2 separate regions of the Homo sapiens genome follow, and region 1 is linked to region 2. Evidence: chromatin contacts called from ENCODE Hi-C or POLR2A ChIA-PET data. All regions are on one chromosome and are shown on one strand. The core of a region is the stretch at or near the end of the contact, and the rest is flanking DNA. Distances in the headings are between cores, read along the strand shown. Region 1 has its middle 160 kb from the start of INO80D-AS1. Region 2 overlaps NRP2 (neuropilin 2).

The links. A loop is a pair of places that touch in the nucleus more often than their neighbours do. ChIA-PET counts read pairs that join two places held with the same protein, here RNA polymerase II (POLR2A). Pooled maps may share reads with other maps.
Region 1: a loop to region 2 is called in a pooled map, with 2.2 times the contacts of the local background. The contact joins two enhancer-like sites. A Hi-C loop is called at or near these places in 1 of 50 pooled maps. POLR2A ChIA-PET finds 5 or more read pairs at or near these places in 2 of 52 experiments (AG04449 and Panc1).

The regions. Positions count from the first base shown.
Region 1 is chr2:205,923,638-205,927,086 of GRCh38, forward strand. No RefSeq gene overlaps it. Among named protein-coding and RNA genes, the nearest start is that of INO80D-AS1, 160 kb to the right of the region's middle. Within about 2 kb of position 1,573, at least 3 of the 41 ENCODE cell types and tissues checked have a DNase peak (open chromatin) inside an H3K27ac peak, as active enhancers do.
Region 2 is chr2:205,732,992-205,736,314 of GRCh38, forward strand. All of the region lies in intron 7 of NRP2 (neuropilin 2), which reads left to right. Among named protein-coding and RNA genes, the nearest start is that of NRP2, 52 kb to the left of the region's middle. RefSeq lists an enhancer at 1,474-1,768. Within about 2 kb of position 1,601, at least 10 of the 41 ENCODE cell types and tissues checked have a DNase peak (open chromatin) inside an H3K27ac peak, as active enhancers do.

The sequences.
Region 1 (3,449 bases), core at 323-2,822, 190 kb after region 2:
CCTACGGGCAGTGCTTGAGTCCTTCCAGACCCAAGGCTGAGCCCGAAGAAACGGAAGGGCCCCTCAATAGCTTCCAGCCATGGGAAAGACTTGTGCAGAAGTGGATAGGGAGGTGGATAATGTGGCATGGCTCTTCGGTGGGATCTGAAAACCTGAATGAAGCTGCATCAATGCAGTTTTCAGGATGTGTCTTCACTGAGGGCAGGTTCTGCGTCTAACTCACCTTTCTCTTCCCCACATCAGATATTCCACCCGACAACACGCTTCCATTCTCACTGAACCCAGTGAAGCTAGTGGGCAGAGTCCAGTGCCCTCAGTCACTCAGTGTGCCTCCAGCTGACACCCCTGAGCATGTACTGTGTGCCAGGAAGACCTCGGAGCTCTGCCCTATGGAGCCCCCATGCTGGGAGGAAGAACAGGGAAAACACAGCGAGGCCACGGCTAGGAAAGTTACAATGCAGCGTGATGGACACAACGACAGAAGAGCCCCACTCCACACCCAGGCAGGGAGAGAGGTCAGCTGAGGAAGATTCTTGGGGGCCCAGTTGTGATTCTAGGAGAAGAGAGCGAGCTCCTGGGCCTGGGGGAGCGGGATGACAGCCACAGGGGTTAGAGCTTATAAGACTTGTGATTGGTTTTCTTCACAAAAATCACAACAGGATGAGAAGCAGAGGAGTGACACCATCACATCCACATTTAGCAAGTTCTTTTTTTTTTTTTTTAGATTGAGTCTTGCTCTGTCACCCAGACTGGAGTGCAGTGGTGTGATCTCTTCTCACTGCAACTTCTGCCTCCCAGCTCAAGTGATTCTCCTGCCCCAGCCTCCCGAGTAGCTGGGATTACAGGTGCATGCCACCACACCCAGCTGATTTAGCAAGTTCTTTCTGACTGCATTTGGGGACGGGATGGAAGGATGGCAGAGGGAGGAGCCTGGAGGCAAGGAAAGCAGGTGGGGGGTGCCCACCTGGGGGGCTGTGGGGAGGTGGGGAAGGGGTACAGATGGAAAGCTCTGTATTGACTGTATTCCCTACTGGCTGTGAGGAATAAAGGAGGAGAAGGAGGCAAGGGTGGCGCCCTGGGTCTGCCTTGGAAGCCTGGTAGCAAATGGTATCATGGGTGAGGTAGGAAATTCAGGAGCAGGGCAATGGAGAAGAAAACTGCACCAACTCAGGTCAGAGCATGCTGAGCTTGAAATACTCCCGGGAGGACTCTGTGGAATGGCGCCGTGGGCGGCTGACCTCTGGATCCAGAGCCCTGGACAGAGGCGGGAAGTGGGCCGGGATCTAGGAACCAGCAGGGGAAGCTGACACCTGGTAGTCAATGTTCTCCAGAGAAAGCACACGGGGTTATTTAAAACAAGCACCACAGCAAAAGAATAAATTGGTATGGCTAAAACCCAGGAAACACCCACGTTTAAGAAAAAGTAGAAAGGGAAAAAAAATCCACAAAGGAGACGTTTTAAAAGCCTGAGAAAGAGAATAAAAACCAGGAGAGACTGATGGCATGAAAACAAAGGGGGCCGGGCGCGGTGGCTCACGCCTGTAATCCTAGCACTTTGGGAGCCCGAGGCGAACGGATCGCTTGAGCCCAGGAGTTTGAGATCAGCCTGTGCAACATGATGAAACCCCATCTCTACCAAAAATACAAAAATTTGCTAGTTGGTAGGCCACTTGGGAGGCTGAGGTGGGACGATCGCTGGAGCCCAGGAGGTCAAGGCTGCAGTGAGCCGTGATCACACCACTGCACTCCAGCCTGGGCGGCAGAATGTAAGACCCTGTTGAAAAGAGAGAGAGACCTCAAGGACATTGAGTCTGATTTGATCTTCACAGCAGCGTTATCGTTCCCATTTTACAGAGAAAAGCTGAGGTCCAGAGAGCCAAGGAGATTAAGCAACCTGCACACTCTCTTACTTTAGAAAACAGGCTCACGTCATCTTCCCATAGCTGCCTCCCACGGGCTCTTAAGTAAGTCCCTTCCTTCCCTTCCTTCCTTCCCTTCCTTCCCTTTCTTTCTTTCTTTCATAGAAACCTCCTCTTCGTGGTAAAAATAAGTAACCGGGATAGAGTATTCCACACTAATGTTAAGAAATGAACTGAAGAGATTTCAGGCCTTGGGGGAAGACCAACATTTGTTTAAATCCTTCAGGCCAGCCCCAGCCCATGCCCTCCACAATCCTGGAGGCTCATCCCTGACAGGTCTACAGGGGTGAGAGTCTGAGAGAAGGGTGGAAACACGGTAGCCCGAGAGACACCCAGAGGGCTGTGTGGGCTACGCGACTTCCCGCGTGGGTGGAGGGGTCGGGCAGGGTCCCTCCCGGTCCGGGGCCGCTTCTCGAGACAGCCGGGCATCCTCCCTCCCGTGAGCGAGCCTGGAGCGCCACCTAGTGCCCGCCAGCAACATGAACACACGCCAAGGAGCGCTGCCAGCGACAGGAGCTGGGCTCCCGGTGTTTGCTCCGTGGTGCTTCTGTCCGAGAGACCCTGGAACATTCTCAAGTTGTGCGTCTCTCAAATCTTCAGTCTAGTGTGGCCAGTTCCGATGATCTGAAAGGTTTTCCAAAGAGATCTTCTGTGGCCTGAGCACCGGGAATGAGGACAACAGCGGGGAAAAATAACAACTACAAGAGTGACCAAAACCCTTAAAAGGCTGAGACAGATGGACAGCCCTGGAAGAGAAACCCAGTGTCTCAGGGAGAGCTAATAAAAAACTTAAAGAGAAGCAAACATCAACCTTGAAAGCAGCCGCCTTAAGCATTAATACCAGACATGCTGAGTGATATATCCGATGGACAAAATTATTTTCCCATGAAAAAAGGGAGAAGCGAGAGGAAAGGAAAGGGAAAAGACATATGCATGTCCATGAGGGAGTTTTTAAAGGGTAATAACAATACAGAAAGAGAAAAGTGCATGGTCCTTTGTAGAAATGGGGATGGGGCTGCTTGATTTAGGATTCACCTGATGTGGGAATGATGGAATTTCGCTCTGCACCCGGCATAAGAGTAAATCAGTCCTGAAATGTACCAGAGAAACCAACAAACACAACATTACCTTCTCCTGCATCTCTCATGGAAAGTGTCCCGAAGAGGCTCAGCAGAATGGAATTGAGCTGAGCTGCGATGAGAAGGCATATACACTATAAAGAAACATTCTATATAGAAGCAATCAATCCAAGGTGATTCATGCAATCAGCCAGTCAGAGGTGTAAATCCCACGGGGTGCATGAGGTATGCCACAGCCTGGATGCCTATTTTCTGGGGGCAATGAATGAATGGATTTCTCCCTCCTTCCCAGGCTCCAGTGCTTTTAGCAATTGGCACTGTGGCAGGATTTATACCATGGTTCTTGTAAATTGTACCTTCTCTCTCTCCTTTTCAAAGATTTCTTTCAATAAAATGCAGATGGAATTGTTGGAGAGCTGCTTTTCATGTGTTTATAGGTTACTTCTGCTCG
Region 2 (3,323 bases), core at 351-2,850:
CTTCAGAAGTCATGTTGCGTGTGCTCTGAAGGGGGCTGATACCCCTTCCAAGTTCAAGTCCCTCAGTTTATCTGACCCTCTCAATTATAATGGAGAAGGATCCAGTGCCCTAGGTAATTAAGTTTGTCCCTTATCCATTTGCCATGGGATGAGCTCAGACCTTTAGCCTCTCCACTTAGGAAGCTCAGGGGAAAATTTCATTATACAGAAGCTTGAACCTTTTCTCTATCAGGCTCCCGCGGCCAGCGTCACCCAGCTCCCGTGGGTGCTGAACTGTCTCCAGTAGCTGAGGCGCGCCTCCCTGGCGCTGATAGCCTTGATGTTAAACTCCAAGGCCCCGGCTGTGCACAGAGGCCAGTGACAAGGAGCACACAGAGGGGATGTGGAAGGGCGCTGTGATTCTGCTTGGGCTGTGGAATCATGTTCCTTGCCCCAACCCCAACTAATGTAGATGAGCACTGGAGTGAAGCCCTCACCTGGTAGATTGTCCTGCTCTCTGATGTCACCTTGTCCCTGCTCCGGTTTGCAGAGCCTCCACCTGAAGAGGCAGGCAGGTGGCAGAGGTCTCTGGAACCTCACTCCCTGTTCCCTCAATCTCTCCCCACCTGGGAGTTAAAGGCACCTCCTTAAGAAAACCCAAACATCTGTGTTAGGAGGTTTCCAGGGGTGGAGGGCCCACCCCACCCAGCTAGAATGTCCTAGAATGTCCGAGTTTCTCCTTCCCTCTTCCTAGGACATTGACTGTTCCCCCCAAGCCCGCTCATTGCTCTGATCCTGTGCTCCTCCCCCGCCTGCTCTTCTCCAGCCCCACCCCTGAGCTGCCCTCCTCCCCGCTCCTCCCTGATGCGTTCCTGTCTCAAATCCTGAAACCCTAATCCTGTTAGTATGCTGTGTTCCAGGCCTCAGCGTCTCGATGGGGGTAACATAATCCCGCAGTAAATCTAGCGGGCCCCGCAGGCCCACACAGATGGGGATGCGCACATCCCCGCCCCCCAGAACGCAGCCGCCCCTGTGCCTCTGTCTCCTCCTTCATGTAGGAAAGCTGCCTGATGACAAAAACAGCCCGAAAGTAAAGGAGGATGAGAGCAGAGGTCATCAGAGTCCTAAATGTGCATTTGGTTGTTAGACAGCTTCTTTGCCTACCGGCATCCCTACCTTCTCTTAATCTCTCTCTGTGTTTATATATATATATATATACATATATCTATGTAAAGTATACACGTGCACACACACACACACACATGCCTCTAACTCTATATCTGGCTAAGTTCCCACATCCACTAGAATGAAACAAGCTTTAAAACAAGTTTTTAAATTGTCTTTAAAGGGGAGTTTTAAAGGAGAAAGATCAGGACCATGATTCACAAACAACAAAAAAAGCCCATTGCCTTCATATCATTTCCCACCGCCCCCCCCCACCCCGCATCGCAACAGTTCCCTCCCCCTACTTGACTGTTTTGTGCAACAAATTAATTAAACAGGATGGCATTCATTGATTAGCAATTTATTTTTACGTGTAGACCCAATGGCTGGTTTCAGAGCAGATGCAAGGGAAGGGGGTGGGAGAGGGAGGACACACAGATCTGCAGTCAGGGTGAGCGGATGAGTCAGCACATTTGTTCCTGACACTAGTTTTAAAAACATGCTTCTGGCTTCCCCCAGCCTCTGTCCTGCATTCCTGCCACTTTTCTCTTCTGCCTGCTTTGTTTTCCCCCTTCTTGAGTGTCTGTGCCAAGTACATTGAAAGGGAGAACTTTGGAGGCAATGAAACATTTATTAGTGGAGAGAAATATTTATTTTAAAAAAGAAGAGGAACATCTCGTGCACAATGTCTACCCCAGGGCTCCAGCACTGCGCTGTCTTGGAAATATTTCCCTGCTTTCTTTGCAGTCCCTGGAGCTGGCTGACTTCAGATATTTACAGCAAAATAGAAGTAAACAGTAGTTCACACCATAGGTAATGAAGAGATGGGAGTGTGCAAGCTGAGTGCTGAAGCGCTACTCACATGAGAGGTGGTGCACGTGAAGAGAGACTGTTTTTGTACCCCAAAGGGCCCGCCTCATTTGGGAAGGGTGAAACAGCCAGCCGTGTCTCTCCTCCAAGGAGCTCAAAGACTTGGACAGAATCTTCATCTTAGGCCCCAGAGGCAGGCATGATGACAGGTAGCATCTACACTGTCCTGGGCACATGGGTATTGATAGCAAAGATGAATGGTATATAAGAAAAGGCTTTAGGCTGGGCAGAAAAATTCCTCTGCCTAGAGGCCTAGAAGGTAGGAAGGCTGCAAAGCTCACTGTCCTCAGCTATGTCAGTCACTGCATATTCTTCAAAGACAACTTAAGGAGGGGTCAGCAAAGAAGAGGTGACTGTGACTAGAAATGGGGTGGGAAGCAGAGAAAATGTTCTGAGATGGCCTCAGAAACCATCAGTAATGCGTTCTGGCTGGATGCTTCTTATTAGATTTTATATATATATATAATTATATATATAATGTATATTATAGAATATATTCTATATAATATATAGAATGAATATATTCTATAATATATATTACATTGAATTATATTGTCCATGCCTTGTGGACTCACAGGAATGGTCAAAATGCACTGATTTTCTTTGCCTGGGAGTGTAGATAACAACCAAACTGGGATGCTGGATAGCAGCTGATTTAATTGGCAGGTCCCCCACTCCCCTAGAGGTGCAAATCAGAAAATCCAGGAAATGCTGATGGTTTTCAGGTTCTGGGCTACTGAAAACAAATCAGAGGTCTCAAGAATCAATTGAAAAATGCTGGATTATATTCAGAATTCAGAGAGGCACCCAATAGATTATCCAGACCACTTTGTGCCCTGAATCGCTTTTTAAACTTGGTTTGCAGAGATGCACTTGAAGAAATCTTTATGTTCAACTTAGCTCTTTTTAAATACGCACACACATATATTTTTAATAATTACAACATAATCAACACTAGCATCAGAAAGCTAGGGTCACCTTGAACATACTTGTGATTTTCCTTTGGGTAGTAAACAACCATACTAAGATCTTTCTTTTAAAACAAATAAAAAGTGGGCCAGGCATGGTGGCTCACACCTGTAATCCCAGCACTTTGAGAGGTCAAGGCAGGTGTATCACTTGAGGTCAGGAGTTCAAGACCAGCCTGGCCAACGTGGTGAAACCCTGTCTCTACTAAAAATATAAAAATTAGCCAGGCTTGGTGGCGCATACCTGTAATCCCAGCTACTAGGGAGGCTGAGGCAGGAGAATTGCTTGAAACCGGGAGGCAGAGGTTGCAGTGAGCCAAGATTGTGCCACTGCACTCCAGC